Linked DNA regions of Mus musculus: region 2 is linked to region 1. The links are chromatin contacts, found by Hi-C or POLR2A ChIA-PET in ENCODE. All regions are on one chromosome and are shown on one strand. The core of a region is the stretch at or near the end of the contact, and the rest is flanking DNA. Distances in the headings are between cores, read along the strand shown.

What was found. A loop is a pair of places that touch in the nucleus more often than their neighbours do. ChIA-PET counts read pairs that join two places held with the same protein, here RNA polymerase II (POLR2A).
Region 2: POLR2A ChIA-PET joins it to region 1 with 18 read pairs in embryonic stem cell. The contact joins two enhancer-like sites. A Hi-C loop is called at or near these places in 1 of 37 maps with a recorded cell type or tissue (mouse trophoblast stem cell). POLR2A ChIA-PET finds 5 or more read pairs at or near these places in 3 of 5 experiments (Patski and embryonic stem cell).

Annotation. Positions count from the first base shown.
Region 1 is chr8:120,332,969-120,340,679 of GRCm38, forward strand. Gm32968 (a long non-coding RNA gene) reads left to right here. Exons shown (of 3, transcript XR_388103.3): 2 at 3,085-3,258; 3 at 4,826-6,056. It also overlaps a transcript of Gse1 not described here. Among named protein-coding and RNA genes, the nearest start is that of Gm39264, 8.4 kb to the right of the region's middle. Within about 2 kb of position 3,169, at least 1 of the 3 ENCODE cell types and tissues checked has a DNase peak (open chromatin) inside an H3K27ac peak, as active enhancers do.
Region 2 is chr8:120,376,929-120,384,639 of GRCm38, forward strand. It overlaps a transcript of Gse1 not described here. Among named protein-coding and RNA genes, the nearest start is that of Gm39264, 36 kb to the left of the region's middle. Within about 2 kb of position 4,288, at least 1 of the 3 ENCODE cell types and tissues checked has a DNase peak (open chromatin) inside an H3K27ac peak, as active enhancers do.

The DNA of each region.
Region 1 (7,711 bases), core at 1,919-4,418:
TTTCGTCTGGGGGATGATGGAAAGTCTTCAGATGCGGGTGATAGCTATATGACACTAAGTATACACCATCCTGCTGAGGTGGGGAGAGTCAGTGTTTCCTATATGCAAATTCTGAATTCTGTCTGAGCCACGCCCCCAGGCCCTTAACTGGAGGATTCTAGGAAGGAACTCTACCAGTGAAGCCGACTCCACTCTTTTTTTTTTTTTTTTTTTTTTTTTCTGGGATAGGGTCTTGTTAAATTTCTCAGGCTGGCCTTGAACTTGTGCCTGCCTCAGTCCCTTAGAGTAGCTGCATTGACAAGCCTGCGCTACTCTGCTGGACCAGGGAGCACCAGACACTGGTTCCCCTGGCAGATCTGCTTTTGCCTTCAGCCTTCTTTTCTGTCCAGGTCCTCAAGGGATTGTGATCATGGATGTCTTTTTATTTGGTGAGAAACAGGGTGAGACGATTTCTGCTGGCACGCACTTAGCCTGCCGTGGCTCTCCACCAGAAATCGAATACTATGATCCATTTTGGGGGGGGGGGGCAGTATTTTTAAGTCCACTTTAAAAAAAATCGTATTAATTTTTACAGGAGTAGAAAGATGGGCTGCCTGTTCTACATAACATCTTTTATTCAAAAAATGCTGTCCTAGAAATCAAGACTGTCCCAGCTTATGTGGCAAATGGCTGCCATTGGCCTATCATTCCTACTGGGGAGAGGCAGGAACCTCCAGCAAGTGATCTAGCATCTCTGTTTCTTGGTCGCCCTGTGCATGCAATGGAGGTCACTTCTAGAACTGAATAAGGGCGTGGCACCCAGATACTGTGGGGGGTCCAGTCATCTGAAGCTGATCTTGCCTGGCCATCTTGCCTCCAGCCTCCTATGTGCTGCCGACCACAGAACAGCCCATGCTCCATTGTTCACAGACCTGCAGTGGGGTGGGTGGGGTGGGTGAGGCTAGGTGGGACCACCTGTGGAGGCCTCTGCCTGGGGCTGGAAGAACCGCTTCCAAGATGGCAGAGTGGCTAGCAACATGGTGGGGCCTCTTGCCAACTTGTTCTATGGCTTGTGGGTCTGGTTTACTCTTCCTGCCTCCTCCCTCTAGGCAGTTGGGGTTCCTGGTTTGTGGAGCCCCAGAACCAAAGTCATCACAGTCAAGAGCCAGATACAGAAGTCACAACATTAGCCCCTTCCTCTTCCAGACACTGTGCCGTCTGTGCCATTGCCCTAGAAAGTTCTGGAAGGGTACACGGGACGGGAATTTCTTTTTTTTCTTTTTTTCTTTTTCTTTTCTTTTTTTTTTTTTTTTTTTTTTGTGGTGGTGGGGTTTCAAGACAGGGTTTCTCTGTATAGCCCTGGCTGTCCTGGAACTCACTTTGTAGACCAGACTGGCCTCAAACTCAGAAATCTGCCTGCCTCTGCCTCCCAAGTGCTGGGACTAAAGGCATGCGCCACCACACCCACCCAGATGGGACAGGATTCTGACTAGCTTGGTCTGGCTCACATTTCCTTTGTTCTTTCCCTGTGAGCCCAGGGGTCAAGGTTGGATGGCTAGGTGCAGGTTCTCTGATCCTGGCCATTCTTCCTGTCATTCTACGAATTTACAGAATGTGGGTCACTCACTCACCCTCTGGGTTGACGTTGAGGAAGGATGGCATCCTGAGAAGGTGCCCAGTTGTTTGTTGTCACCTAGCTGGGGTCACTGGCCACACTTGGGTCCAGTGGCTGTGATTAGAGGGATCCCCAGATTTTCGGTCTCCCTTTTATGATGACTGCACAGGGTGACTCTCAGCAAAAAACTGACTCTTAGTTTGTGCTTGACTGCTCTTAGCTGAAGGGTGTCCAGTGGCCAGGGTCTTTGCTTGCCTGAGCAGGAGGCACTAGAATGCTCTTGCCCAGGAAGGGGAAGGCCTGGGGAACCTTGTGGCCTGGGAAGGGAGAGAGAGGCTAGCGGAGGGAAGAGGGAGGGGGAGGATTGCAGGAAGGGAGGCCTCCCCTCCACCCACCTTCCTGAGGTACCCCCACTGCAGGAAGAACCAGCCGAGTCAGATAAAGGCCCAGCAGGGGCCAGAGGAGGCTTTCCCACAAAGGAAGCTGAGAGGAGGCCTTTCTCTCTTGCCTCCGCACTCCAAGGGCCTTTCAAGCTATTCAACGCCTCCAAATGGGTGGGCGGGGCCTCTGCCTCCCAAGCAGCCCCAAGGCACATCCATTTATTTAAAAGGAAAAAAAAAAAAAAACCCACACACATCTTGTTCTAGAATATTCTGCCACAGAGTGCCTTTTTTTTCCTCTCTGGGTCCTGCTGTGTCTGGGAGGAGGGGAGCTTGAGACCTGAAAGCTGCCCTGTGGTAGCTGTCCCTTGTTGGAGTCAACAGCTCCCTCCGGGGACCTCCTGTAGCTGATTGGATGAGTTCTGCCCCAGACTGCCCAGTGCTCCTAGCTGTTGCCACCCCCAGCTTGTGGGGGGGAGGAACGGTTGTTCCAGGCTGTAGAATTAGCTTGTGCCCTCTGGTCTGCAGCCCCTGAGTATTGCATGTTTTAGTGGCCTCTGCCCCCTGCCTGAGTCCCGAGGGACAGCCCTCCCTTAAGTATGGAGATGTTGCCAGCTCTGAGATTGGCCAGCCCCACCCGCTAAGGAGGTTTCATTTCCCCTAACACGGACCTGGCAGTGCCATCAGTCTGGAGCGAGGTATCACGCTTGACCCAGGCCTGGAGTCTGTGGGCTCCAGGGTCCTGGCGGGGCTCAGTAAGAAGCCCTGGGGGCACTGCTAGCCTGGTGAGGCAGGAGTGGCTGGCGGTGCCAGGCTCATTAGCCCGCCTGCAGAGGGGATTAGGGAGCCAGCCCGCCGGGCTGCAGTTATTAAAGGCTCCGTGCTAGGTAAACACCAGGCGCTTCCTTACAGAGCCGCACCTGCTAATTAGAGGGCAAGGAGCTTATTAAAACAGTAACTCTGGGGAATGCCCAGCAAGGAGGAGGGAAGAGTGACGTTTGGGGACAGAGGGCAGGAGGCTGGGGCAGAGGGGGTAGGAGGTGGGAGGGAGACCCTCCCTCTCTGGAGGCTGAAGATATAGAAGCCCCTGCTTTCTCCATCTCTCCCCAGGCTGTTGGCTTTTGGGACCCATGTGTCCTTCCCGGTGACAGTGATTGTGGGTTACATACGATGTCCAAAGGCCATCTGTGTGAGGTCGGGCAGGGCCCCCCCGTATCCATGTCCGGATCCCCAGGGCCGCGAGAAGGACAGTGTGCAGATGGCCCACAAGATTACACTGGGCTGGTGAGGTGGGGGGAGGGGTGGAGACAAAGGGGAGGCGGCAGGCATAGAATGGAACTTCAGATCTGTGATAATGGACTTGTGGGGTGGGAGAGGCAGCCACTGGGGACAATCCTCTCTGGAAGCCAAGACGATAAAGCAGGTGACCCCCCGGGCAGTGGGGAGGCCAGCCCTGCCAAGCCTGAGATTTCAGCCCCTAAGATCCAGTCAGAAAGAGGTCTGGTATGTTTCTGAGCCTCTAGATTTGGGGTCATTTATTACAGCAGCCATGGGCAGCAAGTATCTTGGAAAGCTACCTAGTTGCTTCTGGCAAAAGTCCTGCCCTCCACCTGTGAACCCTGCACCCCACCTCAGAACCCCCCACATCCTCGGGGCTCCTTTTCACATTCAGAGTCCCTCACCCACACTCGGAGCCCTCACCCACACTTGGAGCCTCTCACCCATACTTGGAGCCCCTCACTGACACTCAGAGCCCCTCACCCACACTCAGAGCCCCTCACCCACACTCAGAGCCCCTCACCCACACTCAGAGCCCCTCACACACACTCGGAGCCCTTCACCTACACTCAGAGCCCCTCACCCACACTCAGAGCCCCTCACCCACACTCAGAGCCCCTCACCCACACTCAGAGCCCCTCACACACACTCGGAGCCCTTCACCTACACTCAGAGCCCCTCACACACACTCGGAGCCCCTCACTCACACTCAGAAAGCCCTGTCTTCTCTTTAGGTACCCTGGCGAGTTCTTGCCATTCTTCTGCATTTTCTCTCCACCCTTCCCTCTCCCTTGCTTGGTGTCTGAGAGGTTTCCGGAAGCCAGCTCACAAGTGAGGATTTCACTGCATAGCCCCAGGCGTGCCGAGCTCTGTGGCTCACATTCAGAGCCTGGCCTTGGGGCTAGATGTAATCCTAGCCAGCCAGTTGGGAGTTAGAGAGACTTAAGTTCATCCCTTGCTGTGTGGCCTTAGGCAAGATTCCTAGCCTCTCTGAGCTCACACTCTCATCTGGAAAACATCTCTGGCTCTGGTGAAGGAATTGTGTGGGGGTGTGGGGAGGGGAGGATCTAAGATGCCAAAGAGAGATTGTCAGGGTCTGGGACCTCTGATGAAAGACCAGGTTGACCTGGCCCCAGCCATTTTGTACTTCTTAATTCAAGCTCCTCCCACCCTACACATCATGTCTACACACTAGTCTCTTGTCTCTTTCAGATGTGGCCTTAGAAGCACAGAGAGGGAAGTCACTTGCCCTAAGTCACACAGCAGGGTCCACAGCTAGCTCCAGGTCTCAACCTGTTGCACTGGATTCAGGTTTACTGAGCACACACAGAGCCCCTCCCCTCTTCCATCCTTACCCTCCCTGGTCCAGAGGCCCTCAACATTCCCCATGCCGTGACCCTTTAATGCAGCTCCTCATGTTGTGGTGACCCCCAACCATCAGTTGCTCAGTTGTGGTGCCAAGCAGGGGGTGTGGTGATGCCAAGCAGGGGGTGTGGTGAGAGATTCCCCGTGCCTGGTGACAGGCGGATACTGCTTGGAGCCCTGCTCTTACACTTCATCTTTCCCTCCACAGGGTCGTTGTCTTGGCAACTGTCCACTGTGGGTGACCATGCTGGATGCCGGGAACCCTAATGGATGCCTTAGTGACCCTTTGCCCTGCCCTTCTGTGCACCCTGCCCTCTCCCACTCTGAAGCTTCAGCCTGCCTCCCTGCCTGCTGCCTTTCGAGCCTGATTCTGACACTCCAGTGCCCTGGTCTGGGGATCCCCATACCCAGCAAGTTCTCACAGGTCCCCTGAAGGAGGAGGCTCTGGACACCCCACCCCCCAAGTAGTGTCTGACCTACCACTGCCAACCCTTTTCTCTCCCAGGAAGGGAAGAAACATCACTGCATCCCAGGCGGGGGTGCTGGGGAGTGCTGACCCGTCCATCGGTCAGTGCCGCTCACACCCCAGCAGCCACAGAACCCAGCGCGTCACAGTGGTCCCCTCGGAGGTCACCGAGACACTCATGGGTTTCTTCTCTCCCTCCCTCCAGGCCACTGTAGAGGTCAGATGACTCACCTCATCTCCCTAGCTGCCCCTCTCCACCCACGTGTGGCACCCCCATGACTTGCCTCTTAAGTCTTCGGCTCTGTAGCTCAGCGGGTCCTCGTGGGGGTCAAAATATGGAGCTAGGTGTCCTAACTTGACACCTGATAACCCTGACCCGCGCTAGAGGATCAAATGGGATAACTGCAGAGCAGATTCGGGGGATGCTTCAGGAAGGTTGTCGTGGCTTCCTTTGCTGCTGCTGTCTGTCCTGTCCACCCCAGCCAATGGTTCTTTAGAGTGACAGCCTCAGTGCCCCCCTCTTTTTTTAGCAACCTTAGGCTCTGCCTACTAGACTCCCACCTGTCCTTGCCCTCCGACTAACACCGGGGTGACTTGGAGTGTAAGGACAGGGAAGGCAGGGTGACATGCAGACTTAGCAGGGGGTTTACACAGCTACCTCAGAGCACATGAGGCCTTCAGTAAGCAAGGGGAATAACCGACCAAATCCGGCATGGTGATACAGTAACCTGTCTTTCTAGGACTTGGGATCTGAGGCAAGAGGAGCTCAAGGAGACTGGGTTCTGGCCAAGTTCCACAGGGATAAGTGTAATCACGGGCTGATGACTCAGCGCCTTGGTGGCTGGGCTGGCCCCCACAGACTCATGCGTTTGAATGAGACGCCGACTAGCTGGTCTACAGTTGGTGGAACTGTTTGGGGAGGATTAGGAGGTGTGGCCTTGCTGGAGGAAGTGTGTCACTGGGGATGGGCTTTAAGGTTTCAAAAGCCTCACACCATTTCCAGTGTGTGCTCTCTGCCTCCTTCTTGTGGACCGAGAGGTGAGCTATCAGCTGGTCCTGCCAACATGCCTCTGCTGCACCATCACGGACCACCTAGATCTGGAAGCCCAATGACATGCATTTTTTTCATAAGTTGCCTTAGTGATAATGTTCAGAGTCATAACTAATACAACAGCCAGCAGGAGGTGCTGGCCTCTCTAGTAGTGGCTGGTGGCTATAACTCTGGGACCTCTATGGCTGGGGGTATAGAGGTGGAGTCTCTATCACTGCTGGTGGCCATCCTATGACCTGAGCTCCACCCCAGTGGTGAAGGCAACCAGAGGAGAGGAGAGAAACAGATTCAGAGCCTAAGGAAGCTGGCGTGGTTGCCCAGGGCTTCGAGCAGTGGGGTTGTACTCAGAGCAGAACTGGATGCTCTAAGACCCCAGTGGCCTTGCTTGTGTTGGACACAAGAGCTCCCAGAGGTGGCATCTGTCTGGCTTGAGGGTGTACACTCGCTATGCCAGGGCCTGGGGGCCACTTTGTCTCCCTGAGTTATAGGAGGAGAGAAGAGATGGGCAGTCCATGTGTCCTGGCTAGGGTAGGACTCTGGCCCTCCAGGTAGCCTGACATCTGTCCAGGGCTAGCTGGTATGCTGTGGGGAGCCTGCCCCGCCTGCACAGGTTATCCCCCTTGGGTTGCTTCTTCTGCAGTGCCCAGGGTCAGCAGGATCTGGCAGCACCGGGTTTCCCCCGCCACTGTCCCACCAGCCCTTTGACAGGAGCCACTCCAGCAGTGTCAGGGAAGGCTGCTGATCTTTCCGCCTTTGTTGTCCCTTGGCCTCTTCACCCAGCAAACCTCTGTGAGTCTGGCCCTGAGCCCAGGGGCAGGCAAGGCTTTGCTTCAGAGGACTCTGAAGGCCGATCTTCAGAGGCTCTAACGAGAGTACAGTCATTGTGGGTGTGCCAGAGAGACAGCAGAGTGGATCATGCCCCAGCCTTAGGGTGCATTGGGCTGGAACTGCAGCCTTTCCTAGCCTGCTAGGCTGAGAGCTACTCAGCCAACACACACACACACGTGTGAACACACACACACACGGGGGGGGGGGCGTGAGAGAGAGAGAGAGAGAGAGAGAGAGAGAGAGAGAGAGAAGACGAAGAAAAGCCAACAGAGTAAGAGACCAGGGTAGGAGACCCTTAGGGCCTCGGGCCTCCCCCTTCCTGCCTGGCACCTGGCACTCTGGTCCTGTGCGGCCCATAAGCCCTGTCGGGCTGGCTCTCTCTGTGTCCCACGCTTCCCTCCCTCTCTCTATCTCCTTCCTGAGACTCCCCACTACCTCTCTTCAGCCTACCACAAGGTGCTGTGAGCTGCTGAACCACCAACATACATACATACATACATACATATATACATACATACATGTGCACACACATGCTCAGTTGACCAGTGATGACTCCTGAGCCACCTCCTGGCCTTTTGGACTTTTCCAAGTGGGGCATTTTTCCCCCCTAAGATGTTAAAGCACAGACTGAGGGTAGCAGGTGCGGGGCAGAGCAAGCGGCCTCGGTGACATGTGGCAGCTGAAGTTTTGTCTCTGTGCCTCAGTCTCCCCCCTCCACAAAATGGACGCCTGTCTCAGAAACAGGTTTG
Region 2 (7,711 bases), core at 3,038-5,537, 45 kb after region 1:
GGGGCAGCGGCTGGCACAGAAGTAAGCAGGGCTTGCTTGGTAAACACTGCCGGAGATGGCCCTGTGTAGGAGGGGACCAAGCATATGACCAGCAAAGTGGTGGGCGGGGGACCTCATTACTTTCTGGGTGAAAGTGGAACCAGCTTCCTGCTGGGGACCCTGGTGCTTGGCTGGGCAGGCAAAATGGCTCTGGTAAGGTCAGCTACTTCCCATTGGAGTCCCTGGTTCCAAGAACTAGCCCGGGTGCCCCGTAGCAGTGACAGGCCAGGGTCAAGCTGTGGGGCCTATAACTAGCTGGAAGACATTTCAGAACAATAAAGGTGTCTGGCTTTATAAGCGCTCGTATTTCATCCCTGCCTTGGCCTCTTGCCTGGGATTTACTGTGGGGGTGTTTTCAGTGGGACGAAGCTGACGCCAGGCCAGTGTCTTCGCTGTCCTGTTCCCTGTGGGGGCCATCATGGCCGCCCTCCCTCCTGGCTCCTTTGAAGGCAGGCTCACCTCCAGAAGCAAAGGTTATTGGATTGGGGGCGAAATGATGTTACCTTCTAGTGTCTCCCTGGGTGTCCCAAGAGGCTGGCAGCAGCAGACTTCGATGCAGGGCAGGCCCCTCGCTCAGGATTGATAGCAGTTTGCTACAGCATCTGCCTAGCCGTCTCAGCACGCCGGGAGTTGACAGAAAGAGGCGCCAGCCTCCCTGGTGGGCTGTCAGCCCAGCACACTGTGGGGGCAACTGGGGTCATGGGGGATGGCCAGGCCTCAAGGACAGTCACTGTCAGCCACATGTTCTGTTCTGGCCTCAGAATGAATGGGTTTGGTTATCTGATGTGTCTAGTGTGGCCACCCTAGGGAATTGGTGCTCTGACCTTTTTTTTGTCATTTGGGGAAACTGAGGCCTGGGGGGTGGGAGGAATGGGAACAGTGACTTGCTGGGTTCGTTTTCTGGCGCCGCTATCACTGAATACCACAACTGAAGCCTAAAATACCAGAAATGGGTTTTTCCACAATGTTGTAGGCTTAGGCGGGGCCAGGCTCCCTCTGATGAGGCTATGAGGTTGCCTCAGCTTCTGGTATCGGGTTTTGGGTTTTTTTTTTTTTTTTTTGTTGCAGTTCTAGTGATTAGGCAAGCCCTCTATCACAGAGCTGAGTCCCCAGCCCTCAGGGGTTGTGGTTAAAACACAAACCGTCTCCCCCAAAAGCCTCATGCATTAGAGCCTCATTCCCTGATACTGACCTTGCGGGGTGGGGGTGGGGGAGGTTGGGGCTTTGGGGGATGGTGTCAGCCTTAGGAGGTGGTGCTTAGAGGGCATGGAGCCCAGGTGTGTGATTGACAGTACTCTGAGATGCCTATTGAGACAGTTTCCCCAGCTCTCTGCTTCCTGGTGACCCCCCCCCCCAGGTGAGCAGTAACGCCCCCTCCCCCCTGTGCCCTTCTGCTGTGGCGTCTTTCTACCATGACATTTCAAAGCCTCTCATGAGCCGAGACACGTGAGACACGAACCTGGCCAAACCCTTGCTCCTTTAACGGCCTTGTGTCTAGCATCTTGTCCCGCTTCTGAGGAAATGCCTGCCTGTCGTGGCTAGCTTCCAGCATTCCTTGGCTTGTGGCTGCGTCGTTCCAGGCTCTGACTCCAGGTTCACATGCAAGGCCCGTCTGCTGGAGTGCTAGCCTACTCCGGTGTAGAGTAGAATAGCCTACTCGATTCTGAGGACCACGGCAGAAACTCTGCTTGTAAATGACAGTCCCCACGTGTCCACAGACATAGAGACGATGGGGCAGGCTTGCCTAGTCTTACCCTCTTGCCACAGTGGTAGGTGGCAGTTACTGGCTACCGGGCATCCAACAGCCCCTCCCTCACCTGACACTAAAGCTGCCAGCCACTGGAGTGTGTTCCCTGCCACATTCACCTGTGTGGCTGTGGCCTCAGCTCCAGGTGACTGACAACTCAGAACAAATGTGCTGGGTAAGGGCGGGCGGGGGCAGCTGTACTGCTGACCCTCCTTGAGCTTCCACAGGGACCCCCGTTCCTTCCTTCCTTCTCACTTCTTGATAGCACTGTCCAAGTAAACGCACACTCTGTACCTGTCTCAAAGTCTCTGTGATAATACAGAAGCAATCAGAGAAGGCCCGTAAGCCCCAAGGCTCAAGATCCTGAGGTTGGAGGGGCCCCTGAGTTCAAGGCCAGCAAGACCCTGTCTCAAACAAAGAGCAACAACAAGAACAGAGAAGTTAGTGGGATAAATCAGCGAGCTTGTGTGGTGGCTTCCAGACTCACAACCTCTGACCCTGTTTGACCTTCAGCCTCAGATCCACACAGCAGGACAGTCCAGGCTTCATCTGGGCTGTCCCCACTCTTACTATTGTGAAACATTTGTCGTCTGGGGCTGGGGGGCTGGAGGGCTGGGGGGCTGGAGGGCTGGAGGGCTGGGGTGTGTGTGTGCTGTGGTCAGCAGGAAGTCTTTTCCCTTTAAGCCCTGAGAATATTCTTGAAGTGGCTGTGGCATTGGCTGCCTGGCTCTCCGGCCCTCAGAAAGCCGTTCGCCTGCAGTATTTAACGGGATTGTACCTTCTGTGTTAAATCTTCATTGCTGAGGATGACATTTTTGACAAAGGGCCTTCCCGCATAGCCCTGACTAGCCTTGAGCTCCCACTGTAGTCCAGGCTGACCCAGAACTTGAGGCAGTTCTCCTGCCTCAGTCCCCAGAGTCCTGGGATTCTAAGTTTGTGCTACTACACCCGGAGATTTCCATCCTCCTAAAGTCATTCGGTCAAAGAATCATGGTCTGGAGCCTGGGAGGCAGCTCGGTGGGGTGCTCAGTGGGGTACTCAGTGGGGTGCAACAGTAGCAAGCAACACAAGCCCCCCAGTGACCCAGATCCCACCCCCACCCCCGTAACGCATGTCAAGAGCTGGACCTGCTGACCCTCCTACAATCCCTTCGTTTCTACACCAAGATGGGCAGAGACAGAATCACTCAGAAGCTGGCTAGCCCCGAGAACACTGCACAGGGCCAGAAATGAGAGATCTGCTTTAACAAGGCAGAAGGCAAGAACTGACTCCCCAAAATTGTTCGCTGATCTCTGTATGTATACTATGGCATGTGTATGCGTGTGTGCACATACACACACACACACACACTTCTAATATTGAAGTGTTGTTGTCTGATGTCATTTATTTGATGACTTGAAACAGGGTCCCACGTAGCCCAGGCTAACTTCATACTCACGACAAAGCTGTGCATGGCAGTGAGCTGCAGATCCTCCTGCCTCCGCCCCGAGTGCTAGCATCACAGGTGTGCACTGCCACACTGGCTTATGTGGTGCTAAGTTATCTGAGATTTTAGGGGTTCACAGGGTGTCCTGTGTTTTAGCAGCAGTCCTATGCAGTACCTTACCTGCCGTGGTAGAAATGGGAAAGTGGAGGCTCTGGGTCGATACCTCAGCCAGGGTATTGTGGAAGCAACTGGAACCAGGTGGGCAGCTTGAGTGGTTCCTAGGGACTGTGGCAACTCTACAAGCTGGCGTCTGAGCTACACGGCCAGGGCTCCCTCAGCTCGCCCCACTTGGAGCAGAGTGACGTCTCTGTCTCCATCGCTGCTGTCTGGAGTTCAGAGAATAGTGGCTGCTACAGCCTGTGCCCCGTGTCTTACATTCTAACTGGGAGGAACAGAGGAGAGGTTGGGGACCTGTCTGTGAGATAGGTTGCCTGCCCCCTTGGAACCCTGCTTACAGTTACATCTGATGGCATTGCAGCTCCATCTATACAGCACCTTAGCACACAGTAAGCACTGTTCAAATGCCCCTCCCTTATATATCCCCATCTACAAGTGCCCCAGGGGCACCTGAAGGGCTTGCCTGTTGCCCTCATTTTCACAAAGAGCCATCTCTTCCTGACTGATGAAAATCTAGAACCTTCTGGAACATTTCACGGTTCTGTGTGATTGCTCACAGACGGAAGGAGTCCGTATCTACAAGGCAGTGGCCAGCTCTGGAGCAGTGAACAAGTCCAGCATCCTTGTCTCTTCCCTCTGCTTCCAATCTGAGGGCCCAGTCTGGGACCCTGGCACTGTGCTTAGCTCTGACTTCAAGCACACAGCCCCTCTGACTGCCGGAGGGCAGCAGGGGCTTGGATGGTATTTGGTGGCTTCTGGATGGATGAGGGTTATGTCTGCATACAGCAGAGCGCGCCCCTCTGGGAACCGCCTGTCATGTCTGGTCAACCTGAGAGCCCGGGGTGGCTCTGGACAACAACGGATGGGAGCAGGGTGGTTTCTGCTGGACTGCGAACGGGCCGGGCAGCTTGCAGACACACCTTCAAGGGCAGGCCCAGCTGTGGGCTGAGGGGGGAAGGGGTAGGATCCATGGGGGGGGGGGGCAGCACAGCAGGAGAGGAGGGAGCACAGGGGCCTGAGGAGTTAAATGTTAGTAAGTAGCCCTGTGCTGGTGAAGTAGGCCAAGGCCATTAGTGTTCATTAAAGTTTAATACCTGTCGGGGCTGCCTAGCCGGGTGGCCACTGCTCTAATTTGATGGGTGTAGAGGGAGAATTCACGAATAATCTCGGAGGCTGGGGGATGGCTGCTACTGTGCGAACAGAAAAAGGACCAGAGGAGCAATACTTCAAAGCCAGTGCTTTGCTGCTCAGTCCCTGGGGGACAGAGGTGCGGTGGCTGCCCTCCAGACTCTCCCTTTGTCCTTAAAGTTCTAGGCCCTGCTAGAGAAAAAAACAAACCAAAAAAAAAAAAAAAAAAAAACCAAAAAAACCAAAAAAACCAACTTACAGATATTTTATTGATACATGAGTGTTTTGCTTGAATGTTTATACGTGTATCACATCGTGACCGATCCCCAGGCACAGATGGTTGTGAGACACCGTGTAGATGCTGAGAACTAAGCTTGGTTTGACTCTCTGAAAAGCATCCAGTCCTCTTAATGGCTGAGCCCTCTCTCCAGCCCCTCCATCTTGTTCTTTGTAAGCCACAGTGACCTGGAAGGAATTCACCAGCCCTGATTGGATGTTCACTGTCCCCCAGAGCACGTCCTGCAGCAGGACATGCCTATCTCATGGCCACTGCTTTGAAAAAGCCAGCCTCGGGCACTAAGCACACATCTGTGACAGCCAGGCTGGCCCTGAAGGAGGTGGCTTCAGCAGGGAATTAAGCCAGCAGGGGGGACGTTCCTGATATTGTCCATAGACAGAGCTGGGCACCTGGGTCACAAGCAGGAGAGAGCAGAGCAGGCAGGCTTAGGATGTAGGCTTAGCTATAAACCTCTGAGAGAGATGGAAGTGGACAGTTAGGACTCGTTCATGCCCACAGAATCTAGGCTGCAGAGCTGTAGGGCATCAGTTACAATAGGGAGTGCCACAGGGGAGAGTCAAGGCAAGCTGGGGTCTCCGCCCCACTCCCACCCCATGACTGGTCTGCAGTCTGGGCTCACTCACAGAGAAAGATCCTCCTATTGCACAGGTGGGCAGACTGAGGGGGCTCTAAGGGTGAAGCAGCAATGAAAAGGGGCCTTAGAGTCTAGAGGCCTAGCCAGGATGGCCCCGGGCTGGCATGTGTCCTGGCTGGAGACACTGCCCCATGGCCAGTGCCCAGCTCCCCCCCCCCTTGGCTCGGCGGCTGGGCACGATGCCCAGCCTTGCGGCAGGACTCCGGGGCTCCCTTCTCGCCAGGGCTCCTGAGAAAATCCTTCTGGTCTTTGACTCATTCTTAATAAAGGTTCTTCCATCTGCCAGCTCTGTCCTCCCCTGCCCACGCTCTCCAGGGGCCTGCCCAGAACAGCTCCTGTCACCACCACCCCCTGCCACCTCCTCCCCAGCCTCGGCCCCTTTCCCAGCCTGGCCTGGAGCAGAGCCCAGAGCCCGCCCAGAATAGATCAGCCGTTGGAGAAAGAAGTGATGTCTTGGGAAGGCCTGGCCAGCTAAGTCCCCCCAACCCGATCTGAAGACTTGGCGGCCCTGTCCCCTGGCTATATGCCTGCGGTTTCAAAATGCCCCCTCCCCACCCCAGCTTCCCAGTTCTAGCATGTTCCAGTCAGATACAAATAGAGCTTTGCTGAGTCTCAAGTCAGGCTGCCCGCTCCTGGCCTCAGCCTGTCCTCACTCCCAGCTTGCGGTCCATCTGTGTTGGGAACCCACTGTGCCCTGTGAGGAGGAGGTGAGAAGCAGACTCAGAGCCTCCTCTAAGCAGCTCCACAGGGAATGGGGAGCCAGCCAGTGAGCGGGGAGCCTCATTTTAAGAGCTGAGTGCAAGCCCGAGTGAACCAACACCCGGCTGGGTCTCTAGACCCCCTCTCTCCCTGCCACTGTGGTGCCAACACTCTCTGGTCTAGATAAACACCTAACCCTCTCCGTCAGCGACTGGTGTCTTCCAGAGCCCTTTGCAGCTGCTGGGACCATGGGGACGGTCCAGGCCCATAGGCTTCCTCATCCCTGGAGCCTGAATGTGATATGCTGGATTCAGGACACCGAGGTCACTGCCAGCTCCACAGTCAAGCTGGGCATCCAGGCACTGCTCAGACAGAGTGCTGCTTCTGGGGACTTGAGTCTACCATGGGCAAGGGTGGAATCAGGAGAGCCTCACCTGGGCGCTATAACTTCCGGCTGCCAAGATCTCAGCTCCTTCTGTACATGAGCCAGGGTGCCCTCCCCACAGAGCTCGCAAGGTCAGAGGCTGAGAAGGAGCAGAGACAGAGACAGAGGCACACAAAGATGCAGAGGTGGTTGCGGAGAGAGGAAAGGGCAGAGGGCCTTTGAGTTCCTGGGGCGGGGCAGGGTCTGAAGCAGCTGGGCTTGCTCTCAACGGGTGGGAGGAAAAGGGCAAAGAGGCTCAAGGAGGGGAGAGGTAGGTCAGGCGACCTGTATCAGAGGCTGGGCCTGGTGTGTCCCTGCTTGGTTCACATGATCTCCAGGGGGCCCAGGGCTTGTCACTAATCCTAGAGGCAGTGCCCCCATTTCCTGCTTCTGGAACTGTCACATCCAGGTCACAAGTTCCAAAGTCACCTTCCATGCAGGGAGCTGGGGTTTCTGACTCAGCCCTGAGCTGCCCAGAGCGCCTGACAAGGCAGGAGGTACCACCTGCCGCCAGCAGCCATCTGGTCCTCTTGCACCACGGCTCCACTCCACACCTGGGCCTCCTCCCTCATCCTTCTCCAGGGACAGGGCCCCGGGTTTGGAACTGAGCTGAGGACCATCCTCCTGATGGTCTCTTCCAGTGCTGGGGTTACAGGCACGGTCCAGAGCACCCGCCTTCTGTGTGGGTTCTGACGGAGAACACAGCCAGCCACATTCTTGTGTAGCAAGCACTTCACTGGCTGAGCCTTCTCTGCAGCCCTAATGTCTAATTTTCATTGAGGCGTTTTCCTGGGATGACCCTTAAGCCTCTCTTAGAATCATTTTCCTTCTCTTCCTAAGATTTATTCTTTTCTTTTTTCCAAGACAAGGTTTCTCTGTGTAGCTCCGAGTGTCCTGAACTCTCTCTGCAGACCAGGCTGGCCTCAAACCCACAGAGATCGACTAGCCTCTGCCTCCCACGTGATGTGCCACTATGGCCCATCAAGATTGATTGATTGATTGATTGATTGATTGATTGATTGATTTCGAGACAGGGTTTCTCTGTATAGCCCTGGCTGTCCTGGAACTCACTTTGTAGACCAGGCTGGCCTCATACTCAGAAATCCACCTGCTTCTGCCTCCCAAGTGCTGGGATTAAA